Regions from separate parts of the Homo sapiens genome. Here region 2 is linked to region 1. A link is an interaction called in ENCODE POLR2A ChIA-PET data of the cell type or tissue named here. Cell type or tissue: A673. All regions are shown on one strand.

Evidence for each region. Peaks named below come from ENCODE experiments on the same cell type or tissue, not always from the same donor. Only the 100,000 strongest peaks of a DNase experiment are listed, where the experiment ranks them.
Region 2: POLR2A ChIA-PET joins it to region 1 with 17 read pairs; 2 of 35 experiments call an interaction of 5 or more read pairs at or near these places.

Annotation. Positions count from the first base shown.
Region 1 is chr2:176,102,809-176,110,808 of GRCh38, forward strand. It overlaps HOXD11 (homeobox D11), which reads left to right and starts at 4,472. Exons shown (of 2, transcript NM_021192.3): 1 at 4,472-5,328; 2 at 6,099-6,946. The coding sequence starts at 4,548. The coding sequence ends at 6,334. RefSeq lists an enhancer at 1,342-2,328. In A673, a CTCF peak has its summit at 1,663; DNase peaks (open chromatin) are centred at 2,633, 4,023, 4,423, 5,723 and 6 weaker places; H3K4me3 peaks cover 7,304 bases; H3K27ac peaks cover 7,712 bases.
Region 2 is chr2:176,652,558-176,660,557 of GRCh38, forward strand. LINC01117 (long intergenic non-protein coding RNA 1117) reads left to right here. Exons shown (of 4, transcript NR_110599.1): 3 at 2,907-2,963; 4 at 3,141-3,401. Among named protein-coding and RNA genes, the nearest start is that of LINC01117, 19 kb to the left of the region's middle. In A673, CTCF peaks have their summits at 174, 1,513 (motif pointing left) and 4,616; DNase peaks (open chromatin) are centred at 1,494, 3,704, 4,064, 4,384 and 2 weaker places; H3K4me3 peaks cover 5,491 bases; H3K27ac peaks cover 7,849 bases.

The DNA.
Region 1 (8,000 bases):
CGGGGTCTGTAAAGATTTGAGGTTCTTCAGATGTCAAAACAAAACGTCTGTCTCCACCGAATTTTGGTCTGACTTCTCTGGAACCGGCTATGTCCTGCTAAATCCTTGATACCAGCAGGTTTACCAGGCGCCCAGCAGACTCCCTTGGGAAATGGGGCCTCAAAACTCCCTAGTCCATCTGAACCTCTAGCTTAGTCCAGGAAATTCAGGGCCTGCTTGCTACTCATTTTCTTGCAAAAACAAGCTCCTAGCTGGTGGAGGTGGAAACTAGCTTTTAGCTAGAGGAAGAATTAGCAAAACCACTAAATCACTAACACTGAATATTCAACATTTCAACTCCCTTTCCCAGAAGCAAATTTGGTGTATAATTGAAATTTTTAATTGTTCTTTAATTGTATACACACACACAACTATATATACCTATATGTATATATATTCAATAGGAGAGAAAGAAGCAAGAGCTGCCAAGGCCCTATGGCTCAAAAGGATTCTCCACCTGGCTGGGCACATAGAGGCGATGGTACCCAGAGCAGGATCTCCAAGTCTGAGTCTGCATTCAGAGGTTTGCCTCCTCAAAAACAACTGAACAAAGGCTGAAGCCGCACTGAGCGCTCGGAAGGCTGGGGAAAGGAGGAGGAAAGCATATGAACTCAGATCCAGGCCTTAAGACAGAAAACACGGAGGCCGTTTCTTTCCAAAATATATCATTAAATCATCGTGTTCTTTCCCTTTAGCCTGGGATGAGTGGGGGGAGGGGATATTCATGGAGATCACTCCTCAAAGAAAATTAAATTATTCTAAATATAAAAGCGTATCTCTTGGTTCAGCAGTCTTTTCCAAATCTATCCCGTTTGCTATTTCACACAAATACAAAGACTCTGGTGTCTCCTTCCATAGCCCGGGTTCCCGCAGAGATTTGGAACCACTAGGAAATTTGTTAAAAAAAAAAAAAAAAAAAAAAAGCCGAAGAGAAAGGACGCTAAAATCTGAGTGCTCAACATTCCCTTCAGAAAGACAAATGTGTCCTCTGAAATGCTGCAGTCCAAGCGGGCCTCTTGACCAAGAAAACAGTTTTAAAACGAGAAAAAAACAGCTTCATCTGGCATTCAATCAGTTGGGAACTCAGAGGGCGGCGGGGAAGGGGGGACGCTTTTAAGGCCTGGGGGTTCTCCCCCAGGGAGGCGGGCTGAGGAGGCTTCCGGGATGCCGGCGGGTGGAAGAGAAATCTGGAACCGTTGTAAATATTCATGTGGGGGGATGCCCCTTCACCCTTCACCCGCCTCTCCCAGCTGCATTCCCCCCTCAGTGATAGTGGGGGAGGGCAAGGCGACTGCCCCACTGTCCTTAGACAAAGGTGATCTCCCCATATTTTTGTTCTCCAGTCGCTTGACTTAAGAAGTCCATTCCGAAGGCTCTGTAGGGAAGGAACTGGCTCTGGGTGTTTTCCCTGCATTTCTCTTCTTTCGTTTCTTAAAAGAGCATAAATAATTAAAGTTTGGCAGGGAGGAAAAGCTTTCTTGCAGAACTGTAGTGGCAATAAATGAAATGACTCAGAATCCCTTCCCCAGTCAGCTTTTACGAGAGCTGCCAGACAGTGTCTGTTCACGTTCTCCAGATACCAGGGGCGCCCTGACAAAGTTAAGGTCAAGTTAGTGTCTTATCTTGGGTGACTCAAAATCACCGCATCGCGTCCTGGCGCTGTGCGGAAAGCTCTTTCTCGCGGAGCGGCTGGCTGCGCCCCGAAGGCCTGGTGCGCTCCCTGCGTTTCGGGTGGGGCCGCGCAGGCAAGGACAAGGCCACAGAGTCGGGGTCTTCACGGTAGGTTCTCGAGCGGGACGCGCGGGTCCGGAGGCTGCGGTTTTCCCTGGGTTTGGGGAATGGGGGTAGGAACTAGGAGGGAGCTGGGGCCAAAGAGCCAAGCGGGCTGGGACTGGAATGAAAGCGCTCTGGGTTGTGGAGTGGGTCGGGGGGCAAGGGTCCGCGCTAAGGAGCCGAAAGGGGCCGGCCGCCCCCTTCCCCTATGCACCGGCGCGCCACTGCAGATGGCTCACCCTCCCCCGCCAAATCGCTGCTCCCGCCGGAGCTGCCGTCGCCATGTCGTTGAACTTGAATGGTTCGTCCTCCCCTTTTCCCTCTTCGGCGGTCAGCAGGCTCCATACTGGGGGCGCCGGGCTGCCTGCACCCCACCCCGTGCCGCCAGTAGAGAGAAGGTGCGAGAATTTTGCGAATCCCCAGACACATAAAGACCCGGGTTGAAGTCCTCGCAGCTGCCCTGGGTCCTGAGCTACCGCAGGGCCAGTGTGCAGCGTCCAGGGAGCCATTTTAGGAGAGAGATCCAGGGGCGTCGACCACGAGCCCGAAAGGGAGAGGCTTGGGCCTGGGATGGAGATGGGGAGGCAGATAAGTGTGCTGGGGGTCTGGGTTGAGGAGAAGAATGTCAGCTGGAATCTGGGCGGGGGTGCCAGCTGCGGGGAGGGAGCACACAAGATGGGCAGTTCTAGTTGGGGGAGGCTCGATGCCCTCCAGTCGCCACAGACCTATTTGCGCAGTGTTGGGGGAGGGAAGAAGACATGGGAAGGGGCGGAGGAAGGAGAGAGGAAGGGAGAAAGGGAGGGAGGAGAAAAAGAGGAAGGGGGGGTACATCAGCCAGAAAATAGATATTAGCTCAGACCACCCGCCTTTTCTCTGTCTGTCCGCACGGTGGGCAGAGCGCACAGCACCGGCACTGCAGCAGCCCGGGCCAGGGAGGGAACCAGCATCACAGCCAGCGCCGCCTGCCCTGGGTATAGGACTGAGGCCCAGGCCCCAGCGCTGGGATTGCCTGGGCGGAGGAATCTTGGGGAAAGGGGCAGCCTCCTGCCCTCGGTTCTGGGATTTGGGTTTGGGAAGAGACGGTTTACCTTTGAAAAGCGTCTGCTCACTCGGAGGTGGGATCCCAGGCCTTGCCTGGACCCATGGGCTAGGAGAGGGTCGCGGCAGGCTGGGAGGAGAGTGAGGCCTTGGGGGAGTGGATGGGGTGCCCCACGAAGAGTCTGCCTCAGAGCCAGGTGACACAGAGGGGCTCCAGGAGGGAGTCAGGCTCCGCTGAGAGCCCTTAGAGAGACAACCTATCTTGGGGGAGGGGCTGAAGTGACCATGCAGACCCAAGGGTACCAGAAGAGCCTCGGGGAAACGCGGCGTGGATTCGCAGGCCTTGGCGGGGCTCCGAAGCAGTGAAGGGTCTAGGTATAAGGCGGACACCCAGGCTAGGCCTGAAAGCAGAGGGGTGAGGAGGACGAAGGTGCGAGTGTGTGGGGGTTGTCTCTTGTGGGGAGCCAGCGGGAAGCCAAGCACCCTAAGAGTAGGACTCCAGATCCTTTTGTTCACCAGACTCCCCAGATTCTAGGGAGGCTGGGGACCACGGGCTGAGCCCCCTCCTGGCTTCAGTGCTGAAGGAGAAGGCAGAGAGGCAACGGGGAGAGAGACAGAGACAGTGACACACAGCTTAGAGGAAAGGAGGGGAGAGGATGAGAGGACAGAGAGAGAGAGGAGAAGGGAGACAGGAAAGCAAGAGGAAGGAAGAAGGAAAGCGGAAAAGAAGAGGAAGGAGAGAAGTGAAGACAGGAGAGAGAAGGGAGAAGACTGAAGAGAAACGAGGCAAGGAGAAAGAGAGACAAGAACAGAGAGGGAAACCAGAGAGAAGGGAAGAGAGCCGGGTGGGCACGAAGGCCCCGGCCTGGGTGAGTGCCTAGGTGGTGAATGGCCTGGGTTTTTCCGAGGCCAGCACTCGCACCCTTGGGGTCAGAACCGGAAAGAGCCAAGTCACTCCACTCTGAACGCGCTGGGCAGAAAAATATGTAAATCAGGGCTCCCTGCGCCCTGGAGAGTGGCGAAATTACTCCCGCCCGGTGAACAAGAAGCAACAAGCTCCCAGGCGGGTGAGCTGCAGAGGGTGGCAGAGTCGCGGGGGAGGGAGCGGCTGCAGTAAGGGGGGTGGGGTTCGGAACCTCACACCCTCACACCTAGTTCCTAGCTTCTAGGGAGCCTGGAGCCGGGGCTTCCCCCCCTCTGCTCGCTGCTTCTCTCCCTTCCCCCTTCCTCCCCCTCTTCCCCCTCCTTCCTCCTCCCCGCCGGCCTCGGTCCGCGTACTTAAAGCGGCGCGGGAGGGCGGACGCGGGCGGGCGGCCCGTTCGGGCGGTGGCAGATGCGCCCAGCGGTGACAGCGGCCAGCGGCGCGCAGGTGACCGGCCTGAGGCGCAGCCTGGTCAGGGAGCGCCCGGGGAGAGCTGGCGGCAGAGGGCAGCCGATCCGCCCCCAGCGCGCGCGTCTCGGCGCCAGGAGCCGTCCCGGGGCGTGTTGGCGAGCGTTGATATAGATATAAGGACATTTCTCTTCATGGCGTCACGTGACATAATTACCACCAGAATCAATCAAGATGAATTGCACGTCAGCGCCCGGTGGGGATTTTTGCTTAGTTGATCCTGGCCCAAGCCTCTTGTGCAATCGATGGCTCAGGTTGGCTGCGCGGGGAGCGGCCAGAGGCTCGCTGGCGCGCACGCCGCGGAGTCATGAACGACTTTGACGAGTGCGGCCAGAGCGCAGCCAGCATGTACCTGCCGGGCTGCGCCTACTATGTGGCCCCGTCTGACTTCGCTAGCAAGCCTTCGTTCCTTTCCCAACCGTCGTCCTGCCAGATGACTTTCCCCTACTCTTCCAACCTGGCTCCGCACGTCCAGCCCGTGCGCGAAGTGGCCTTCCGCGACTACGGCCTGGAGCGCGCCAAGTGGCCGTACCGCGGCGGCGGCGGCGGCGGCAGCGCGGGGGGCGGCAGCAGCGGGGGCGGCCCCGGCGGGGGCGGCGGCGGCGCGGGGGGCTACGCTCCCTACTACGCGGCGGCGGCGGCGGCGGCTGCGGCGGCCGCGGCGGCCGAGGAGGCGGCCATGCAACGCGAGCTTCTCCCGCCCGCGGGCCGCCGGCCGGACGTGCTCTTCAAGGCGCCTGAGCCGGTGTGCGCTGCGCCGGGGCCGCCGCACGGCCCCGCGGGCGCCGCCTCCAACTTCTACAGCGCGGTGGGCCGCAATGGCATCTTGCCACAGGGCTTCGACCAGTTCTACGAGGCAGCGCCCGGGCCCCCGTTCGCCGGGCCGCAGCCCCCGCCGCCACCCGCGCCGCCACAGCCCGAGGGCGCAGCCGACAAGGGCGACCCCAGGACCGGGGCTGGTGGCGGCGGGGGCAGTCCCTGCACCAAGGCGACCCCTGGCTCGGAGCCCAAGGGGGCAGCAGAAGGCAGCGGTGGCGACGGCGAGGGCCCCCCGGGAGAGGCGGGGGCCGAGAAGAGCAGCAGCGCAGGTAGGCACCGGGTACTGGGCAAGCGGTGGGCCCGGGGGCCGCGGGGGAGGGGGGGGGGGCGGAGGCCTCCCTCTGCTTGCGCCTTTTTATGTGCTACTTTATAAGCATTCGAAGAGGTTTATACATCCTATAAGATTTCCTGGGCCGTTGTAAAGTGTGTTTATGGTAGGAAACCAATTTAGGTGGGCTTAAGGTAGACTTCGAGGAGGACATTAATAGCTGTCGAGAGCCTTTTCCCAGTTTTGGGCAGGGGGTTGCTAGATACCATGGAGGGAGGGAGGGAGGGAGATTTCAAGCCAGTGTGAGTGCATACACCGGAGCCTCCTGCTTTTAAGGGAGAGAGGCGGGGGGTGGGGAAGTGGGGGGAGTTTGATCCTTGCACTGGACTTTATCCAAGCCGCTAGCTGACGCGCGCCGCTGGAGTCAAGCAGATGCCCCGGCGGGCCTGCTCTTGTCTCTGTTCCCTCAGGTTCCAGTTTAGAGCCTGCCTTGCCCTCTGCTTCCCCACCTCCGTGCCAGGCTCTGTGTGTGTGTGTGTGTGTGTGTGTGTGTGTGTGTGTGTCCGGGCGTGAACACATGTCCACGCCCGCACTCTCTCCTGTGCCCGCCCATATATCATCCCCCACGACGCAGGCAGGGCCTTTCGGCCGCGGCAGAGAACGTCCCCAACGGGGCCAGGGCCTGGCCCTCGCTCAGTGGCCCGGGCGGGCGGGCGGGTGGGGGCTGTCAGGCAGCGGCCTCTCTCACCCCCTGGTCTCTTTGCCTTGCAGTTGCCCCCCAGCGGTCCCGGAAAAAGCGCTGTCCCTATACCAAGTACCAGATCCGCGAACTGGAACGCGAGTTTTTCTTTAACGTGTACATAAACAAAGAGAAAAGACTTCAACTCTCTCGGATGCTCAACCTCACTGACCGGCAAGTCAAAATCTGGTTCCAGAATCGCAGGATGAAAGAAAAGAAACTGAACAGAGACCGTCTGCAGTATTTCACTGGAAACCCCTTATTTTGAGAGCTCCAGGAAGCGCCCTCACCCCAGCCCCACTCACCCACCCTCCTTCCCACCAGCCTGCTCTCCGCAGGCCCACTGTCCTTGGGTTTAATGACGTCTCTTCTCTGTGGAACTTCACGATTCCTTCCCACGGTCAACTCGGGACCTCCCAGCGACCACTGCAGCCTGCGGACGAGGCCGGGACTTGGCCGAGCGGATCCTAATAAGGGGAAAATGGTAAATGCAAACGTCCCGTTACAATTTTACCGCCAGTGTGCTGTCGTTCCCCCTCCCCCTCTCCGAGTCCTCGTGGGGACACGGCGGGGTCTGTAGGAAGTTGGGCCGGGTTGGGGGTTGCTAGAAGGCGCTGGTGTTTTGCTCTGAGTTTTAAGAGATCCCTTCCTTCCTCTTCGGTGAATGCAGGTTATTTAAACTTTGGGAAATGTACTTTTAGTCTGTCATATCAAGGCATGAGTCACTGTCTTTTTTTGTGTGAATAAATGGTTTCTAGTAAAATGGAGGTTACAGCTTCAATACACTGTATGAATTCTCCTCTTTGAGGTTTAGTGCCTCCTTAGGATATTTTAGTGGCCAGAACCCATGCAACTGAAAATCGAATGAAATACTTTTTAGTCCCACTAAAATAGTAGTCGTACCCTCCCACCACCTCTAGGTTACACTGGTTTTAAAAATCATGTTAGTGATGAATTTCTGAATTGACGATGTGACCAAGCAATGCTGGCGCTGCCTTCTCCAGGCAGTAAGGCTGGGGCAGCAGGAACCTAAGAAGAAAACTCCCACCCCCACCACTAGTCTAGTGAACTTGGGATTTCTGAAAAGACAGCAACCATTTTTAAAAACTGGTTAGAAAATCCAAATGATCTCTTACAAGCTAACAAGGAGTCACAGTCCCTTAAAAAAGAAGAAACCAAAATTAGAAACTTCCATTGAAGGGAGAAGTTTTCGAAAAGGAAGTCATCAGTAGGTGGAGAGGGCTTGCTGGTGTCATAAGTGGACCTGGAGTAGGGAAGGTAAACCCTCCCCGCCCCCACTGAAATAGGGCCAGGAGCTGCAGACCCTCTCACGGCATTTATCGCTTCAAGTTAAAGAATGTGGTGAGGGCTCTACTGCACTTTATGTTGCAGGGCCAGGCCAGGCTGTTTACAAAACCTTGAACTGTCTAGACAACACCATAAAAGCCAAAGTTCTAAACAGCTTAATTGGGTTATATTATACACCTTCTGGTGGGCCCAAAAGAGATTTCCGCAATGTGCAATAAACTGGAGAAGTGAGAAAAGCTCTCTCTCTGAAAAGAGTGAAGTGAATCTTATGAGTCTTAACCTCTCCTAAGCCCAAAGACAAAATATAAATCTATAAATGCACAGTACCCCATGCATCTTCCAAGGAGTCATGCACTTCAAAATGCAATTAAAAAAATTGCTAAGCCTTATTTGGGAAGGAAAAAATAAGTGCATAAATGTATGCCTTTGAACTTCCAAAATGTCAAGGTCATCACCTTTAACCTTTCTGAATAATTAGGCGCCTTAAGTTCTTCTTGATTTTCAGCTGCCACCCACTCTCACACATACATGCTCACACATATAGAGAGCCACACACACATTTATGACCACACAAAATCATACCAGGAGCTCACCATAAATCTAAGAAAATTCCTAATTTCAGGATC
Region 2 (8,000 bases), 550 kb after region 1:
AATGCTGCAAAGGCAAACAGATGGAAGAGCAACGCGTGTGCGTGTGTGTATGTCTCCTAAAATGAATATGTTTGAAGGAAAGAGAATGACAAAATCCTCCAAATTTGGATTCCAGTGTGGATATAGGCTTACAGCTAACATTATTTGATTATTTCTTTCACATTCAGTCATTCCAATATGTTTACAAATTATTTTATTCAAAATACATACATCTGAACAGATATTAACAGATGACCCTAACAGATACTAGGTACAATTGATGACAAACTATCCATATCATCTGATCATCTTAGGTTTTAGTAGAATGCCATCTAGTAGACAGATTTAAACAAAGAAAGCATTTGTTCCGACTCGAGGGCATCCTTTAGGTGGCTTTGTGGCTCACCTAGTTAGGAAGACCTGAAAAGGATGTGGTGCAGAGCTCCGGGGAGGGAAGCAAGGGTTTCAAATCCATGACTAAGAAACAGAAAATTGTTCATTTTAAAATGTCATCTGTGGCTGAAGTGTTGAAGAATTTGAATCTGCGTATTGTGATTCTTCCACCTTTTCAAACTCTAAAATTAGGCCAGGAATTACATATATCAAATACTATGCAAAATGTAAAACAGGCATGCCGTTTATGGCTCTCTACGTAAGGTGGAAATTAAATCTTCAGCCTCCAATAAAATTGTATTTCTGTAATAAAACTGCTGCACCTTGACTCTAGACTACATTGAATCCCAAATTAAACACTCCATTTGCTGTACTGTAACAAGCAAAAGGGTTTGCTACACTGAACAATATTACAGATAGGAAAAACGTATTCTTTTTTGCTTTATCACCTATGTAGAGACCACGAAAACAGGCTAATTCCTCATCTCTTCTTTCTCAGAACACAACATGTTTTGATATGGGAAATTTTAAAATTCTATCTTTCATTGCTAAAATTTATATTTCTTCCTAATTCTATAAATCAGCATAGATGACTAGGCCTAAAAAAAGTCAACCAAGTAGGATATTTACTACAAAATGTCTACTGCATTTCATGGATAACTCAGGCTTATAAGCAGAAACAGCTGGTGTGCTAAAGGCTAGGTACATTTCTTTATGCATTATGTATAATTCCCCATAATGTACATGCAACATTCACTCCACATCCATATCTGAAGTGCACACATACTGCTACATGATCTATGAAAGTTTTAAACTTAGGATCTGTTAATACATATGTATTTATCTCACCCAGTGTTGATTTAGAAGAAATTAGACTGGATGTTCTTTTAAGCAGTCTAATTCTATAGTTTTTTTTTCCCTCACCACGCCATGGCCCAGCCAGCGCTGACTTCTGGCATTTGTAAAGTGTCTGTAATAGAAATGAAAGCCTACCCAGGGTGAGGAATAGAAAGCAATGAATACTAATGTTGCTTCTTCTTACCAACTAAAGTGCAGGCGAACAAGACAGGAAGCTGTCTGTGCCTCTCTGTCTCGGCCGTCCTCCCTTGGCTCTGCCAAGCCACCCTCTAGTGGACTGAGGGGGGAATTTCCTTTCCTGGCTGCCTCACTCGGCTATTCATTTGATAAATGAGCTCCCCTCCCCCTCTCTCAGGAGATGGTAGATATTATTAACCTTCAAGCACGATACAGCGAGATGAATGTTAATCATGAAGGGATTTCTCATCAAGTTTAATGGTGTAAGACATAGAGAAGTTGTGTTAGCAGTTTCAATCCTGCTAAAAATGCTAATTGTTATGTTTCATATGATAGGTGAGGATAATAGGAAAATGGCAACAGCTTCAGCGTTTCCATTTGGAAGTTGTTGCCCATAATTTTGAGGCAAATATAGAGGAAAAGATTACGGTCCTTAGTATGAATGACTTGTGAAGAGGCTAATTTAGGGCTGCTTCTTTGGAGACATTGGAGATTTGAGGCTTGACATCTACTGAGCTCAAGAAAAGAGAATTTTCTGCTGGGAAGAACTAAAGCCAAAAGAAGAAATTTTGGACCTAGAAAGAACATGAGTCTATGGTAAGGGATACAAGGTTATAGTGTTGAGTACTGATCTTTTGAGCACTTTCTGTCTTCTACATTTTTCTCTGTGTTTCACTGGCACTTTTGCCAACATGTAGAGGTAATCTTTTTTTTAAAGCAGTTATTTCATCCTGACCTAGGAATCATAGTAAGTGCACTTAGGAGTCCTAGATGAACCCCAAGAGAAATGCCATTTTTGTTTTTCTCAACATGTCCCTTTCCTTGCCCCATGAGTTGTTACCCATGCTCTGGCATAAGGACACCCTACTGTCCCCAGCTTCAATGACCCCAGTCTTGCAGAGTTGGCTTCTCATGTAGCTCTGTTGTTTGTCCTGGTCCCTAACTGTTTGAGCTGGGGTTCTTTCGGGGCACATACACACACAAGTGGGGATCCTGGAATGTTATATGAGCAATGTCTTCAGTGTATACTTTTACTTGACTTTGATTACCCTAAATTCTATTGCTCAACCCTAAACTTCTATAGTAGCTCATGGTGTTACCTGTGAATGAACTGGAAAGCATTTTGCTGCAAGGAAGCTTATCAGTTGAATGTGGGCCTTGAAAAATTTCCTTGTAATTTCATAGTTTATGTGTTCAGTTTGACTTTAGAAAGCATCTAAATGATAAATGCAAATTCAAAAATAATCCATTAAGGATATGAGCCTATGTGGATATGGACCTTTTTAACTGTATTGTCCCAGTTTTCATATGTAGCTTTTGTCATCATTTTTTTACAGACTCCTATAAAATGGAGTCAACATAGAGAAAATATGTGATTCTCCAGGTGCTAACATGAGATGGGATATCAATGACTAACATTATTTTCCCATCAATAATGATAATTATACTAATTAGTCCAGGCATCACACCTGTGTAAAATCCCTATCCCTATTTTACAGATGAAGTCACTGAGACACCAAAGGTTAATTGCTTGCCCAAAGCCATGTAGCAACTTGGTGAGTACCAGTATTTAAAATCTTACACTCTTGCTTCCTTAACAATGGAACAAAGTTATTGCTTGTATCACAGGAGATTGGTGTCAATGAACAATGGAGCAAAGGGGTCACATATTGCTTGTTTTAAAATTGTAGACTCTTTCTCATATTAATGGAGTCCTTTACTGTGTTTTCCAGGTTGAAGTTACTTTAGTGTCGAAAGCTCCACATATGTGCTTTTCGCAAAATCAATAGTCACCCCATGCAAACGAAGAGATGGTAATTAGAGATGGGACAGACCCCAACATATCCTTCATTTGAAGATAGAATAAATTCAGCAAGATACCTAATTATTATCATCATCTTTCACAAAAACATATGTGATTTTTCCCCCCTACCCAAATGTTTTAGTGAAAACTGCAACTGTGCATTAAAAGGCAGTTTTGCATGCATATATTCAGAGAACAATATGGAGAATCTATCCCTTGGGATAAAAAAAAAAACACCCAGCAACAACAAACTTGAAAACAGATGGTTCTGATACAGTCTGATAAGAATGTAAACAAGAAAATCTTTGTTGACTTATTTCATAGTAATCAGTAATAATTAGTTATTGTCTAGAGGTGAGTTACAAATTTCACAAGCATGGCCACGAACAGCCTCTGAAAAGTGAAGCTAAATTTGTGACATCAGTGAGGAATTACTGACCCCTGCTGAACCCTCCTTATTAACATTTTTCTTGATTGACATAAAGGAATGAAACCCTGGAAGAGGATAATTTCTGCATTCTTTGTTTTTTCTTTTGTCATCATTTGATTTAGAGATATTAGACCCCTCTGACTAATCCATGAATTTTAAGTTCTTTGAAAAAGAACTTAAATTTTCTCTACAGCTTAGAGAACTAAAGCTCTCTTTCCTTCCGTTTTTCCTTCCTTCCTTCCTTCCTTCCTTCCTTCCTTCCTTCCTTTCTTCCTTTTTTCTTCCCTCCCTCCCTTCTTTCCTTCCTTCCTTCCTTCCTTCCTTCCTTCCTTCCTTCCTTCCTTCCTTCCTTCCTTCCTTCCTTCATGGGGTCCACAGTTTAGTTGGAGAGGCAAGTTTGTAAAAAAATAACTATCACCCAGTTTGTTAAGAAGTGGGCAAGGGCTGGATGCCATGGTTCATGTCTGTAATCCCAGCACTTTTCAGAGGCCAAGGATGAGGAGGATCACTTGAGCCCAGAAGTTTGAGACCAGCCTGGGCAACAAAATGAGACTCCATCTCTACAAAAAAATTAAAAAAAGATTAGCTAGGTTTGATGGTGTATGTCTGTGGTCCCAAATACGTGGAAGGCTGAAGCAGGAGGATCGCTTGAGCCCAGGAGATCAAGGCTGAAGTGAGTTATGATTGCACCACTGCACTCCAGCCTGAACAACAGAGCAAAACTCTGTCTCAGGAGGAGGAGGAGGAGGAGGAGGGGAAAGGGTGGGAGAGGGGGAGGGAGGATGAGGGGGAGTGAAACACAGAGGGAGGAGGAGTGCCAGTGAAACACAGAGAAAAATGTAGAAGCTAGAAAAATGTAGAAGATAGAAAGGGAGGAGGAGGAGGGAGGAAGGGAGGAAGGGAGAAGGAAGAGAGAAGGAGAAGGAAGGAAGAAGAAGAAAGAAGTGGGAAAGATGGCATGGAGAGGAGTCAGGAGAAGGACTGAGTCCTTGCAGAGGAGATATTAGACCAGGTATTATGTAGTGCTATTACCAAGTCCTGACTGCAGAGATCACCAGGCTGTTGACTATGACATCCTGAGTGAATAATGAAAATTTAAACTGCTGGCTAATTCTTTGGATCAGGTGATTGTACACCATCAGTTGTGTGGGTAGCATGCAGACAAGATCATGGTATCCTGCCATGATCCAAAAGTTTGGAGAGGTGCCCTTCTTTTACAATACTTGTAATAGAAAACTTAGGCTGTATTCCTCCATGATAACGTGCCTTTGGAAAGAGTAGTCCCTTCTTTAATATGTAATTCAGCCATCTGAAAATACTTGTTATTAAAATAAAATAATACAAATAGTCTATGACAAATAGTCTAGGCAGTGCATCCTGGAAACCCTTGGCTTTTATTCAACAATATTCAAGAGCTGTTTAGTCAGTGCTTGTAACTTGTCAGACACTACTAGGCACGTGAATTAAGAGAATGAATGCTCTATGTAACTTCTCCTTTATAGAACACAAAATCTGGTTGGGAAGGACAATATCAAACAGAAAATTACCCAAATTGTTTATTAATGAAAATGTGATAAGTGCTATTGGAAGCAATAGATGCTGTTGTTTTGTCTACCCTGATTCTATTCTTCCGGTGACAGCATCTTGATTTTGTTTTGAGAACTATCCTTCACCATTGCATGCAACCTTGATGAGACTCTTAGTCGAGGGGCACTGCCCCTACCTAGTTTGTGATTCAAGCTGGGCCAGTAAGATGCCCTTTTCCAGTAATGAGTGCACTCTCTCGCTCACTCGCTCTCTCTCTCTCTCTAGTTTAATAGTATAAAGATCTTCAAAGTTTGTATTTACGTTGGTCAAAAGTAATTGCGTTTTTTACCATTGCTTTTAATGTTTAATCCTTAGCTTTTCCTTTGAGTTGAGAGTGACCCTTATATCCTTCCAACAAATTTCTTAAGTTAATCTGTTAAATTAACTGCTTGTAACCAGTTGTAGTATTTATAGCACTGCCTAAAAATCCAGGACTCAAATAACAGGTAAACTAAATTGTGGCATGATTTTGAGAGTTTGTTAGAGTTTAAGAGAATGTATTTTACTGACTGTGATGCTTAGAACATTCTATTTTGAATAGCATGAGTTGGTGACAGAGGATTAATTTTCTTCCTGTATCTGTAATAAATAACATTTCCATAATATCAGTAGTCATAATATCTATAAAACAAAATATAAATATTATAAACTTTGACAGTATAGAGCTATACCCTGACAGAAGTCCAGAGATGATGAGGTATGTTAACTTTCTTATCTGAGAGTATTAAGGTCAATAACTCTTTTCTAAAGCTGCTAGATCCAGAAATGAATACATCTATCCAACTGAAGAACTAAAAAATCATGAGTTAGCCCAAATTGGGGAGCAGGTGGGGAGGGAAGGAAGGCATATAAATGAATGAAATTCTTCATCTTTCATGCAGAGAAGTCAGCAGGTACTGGCTACCTAAGACTGAAAAATCAAGAAAGAGAGATGCAGGCATATTATTTATTTGGAGTTAAAAGTAGAAACCACTGGAAGAAATAAAATGTAAGTTTATTAATAATGACTTCCTTTGGAGAATAGATGGTAGGAGAAGGGTCTAGATAGAGGGTATAATTTGACACAAACTTGGCTGCAGAAGATCTGGCATTCCAGAAATATATGCGTCATTAACCTAGTGATGGCATTAAGAAAGCGATATTATCCCGGGCTGTGTTAAGACAAGTATTATTTGCAGCTAGGAAATAACCCTTGTGTCAAATTTATTGTAGGTTGGGCTTTTATTTGAATATTACACTTTGGGTCTGTAACTTAAAACATATGCAGGAAAATTGCATAGAATCCACGTATAGAAGAGGAAAATGATGACAGGGATTGGAGACTATGTACACAAGGAAAGGAGGTGGGTTGTTTATTCTGGAGAAGAGAAGGCTGAAGGGAGACAAAATTAACAACCTATGGGCAGTGAGGTGGAACTCTGCAGAACACCAGTCAACCTTCTCCATCTCACTGGACTGAACAGAAGAAAATGGGTTTAGACTGCATCAGGAGAAAATGTGTTTTTAAGACACAGGAAGACTTGATGACCTGTGGTTGTGACTGAACGTGGGAACAGGATGCCCTAAGAACTTTTGGAGTACTTTAGAAATAAGATAGAAATATTCATTTTCAAAATAAGGGTTTGTATTAGACTTGAGGTCCCTTTAGATACAGTAACCACATTCTATAGTTGGATGTCTGTGAACTTACATATGGAGAAAGGTTAATGATCAAGTGGTCTAAATAGTCTCACCTTGGCTGTGATTCCCAGGTAATATCTCATTAGGGAAAAAAAATCAATATTCACATTTTTTTTCTTTAAAGTACTGTGCTATCTACTGGTTCTTTTAAAATATATATGCATGCACATATATATATATAACTGTGTATCATATTTTAAGGGAAATTCATATAGTCTTAGGAGCAATAGTTATCATATTCAAAGTTTGTACCATTAAAATATTTATGGTTTATTTTTCTAACAAAAGCAATAAGATTTTGATGCTGAAAATCTTCAAAAACACAAAAAGCACAGGAAATACCTTTTTTTTCATTAAAATGTGAGCAAGCAAAAAAAAAACATACAAACAAATTTGGTCCTGTCTTATCATGACTGCTGCTAAGGCGGTCCAGCTGGGTTTCCCTGTAGCCAGAATCTGGTCCCCTATGCTCATCCTTTCAAGAAGGAAGTGTGAGTGCCTGATTAGCTGTGTCTTTATCTTTCCTCCTCACTGCAATTGGATCGCACTTACCCAGTCTCTCACACTTATGTATTGAAACAATTATTAGAAATGTGGTGATGGAGTATTGACTTACCTGGCACCTAAGTCGAGGTTAATCCCTTTTGAAAGCTGGTTGTATAATCTGTGCCTGGGCAGCTGTAGCCCTGGCAAGTTTAGTTAAGACACTAAAATGAACATCTGGATGTTGGTTCAGGCATTTGTATTCAACACCTGGATAGGATTCTTCAACTTTGGTCTTTGGGTCTGAAGAAAACCCCTATCTACGTAAAGCTCGTGGTTGCTTGAGATTTGGTGTGGGAGGGCAGAAAGGGAGGAGTGAAGGGAATGACTATTGGTTCCTTAACCAATAGAGGCTGCCACAACAGGATTCCTGAGCTAAAGGAAGTTTGAAAATTTCAGACCATGCTGATCGCAGGTGATAGACACCTTGCGGGCCAACTCTTCCTATCCATGCATACACTTGAGTGATGGACAGACATACCTCATTTTATTGCACTTTGCTTTGTTGTGCTTCACAGATTTTTTTTATGGTATCTGTTATGGTGATCT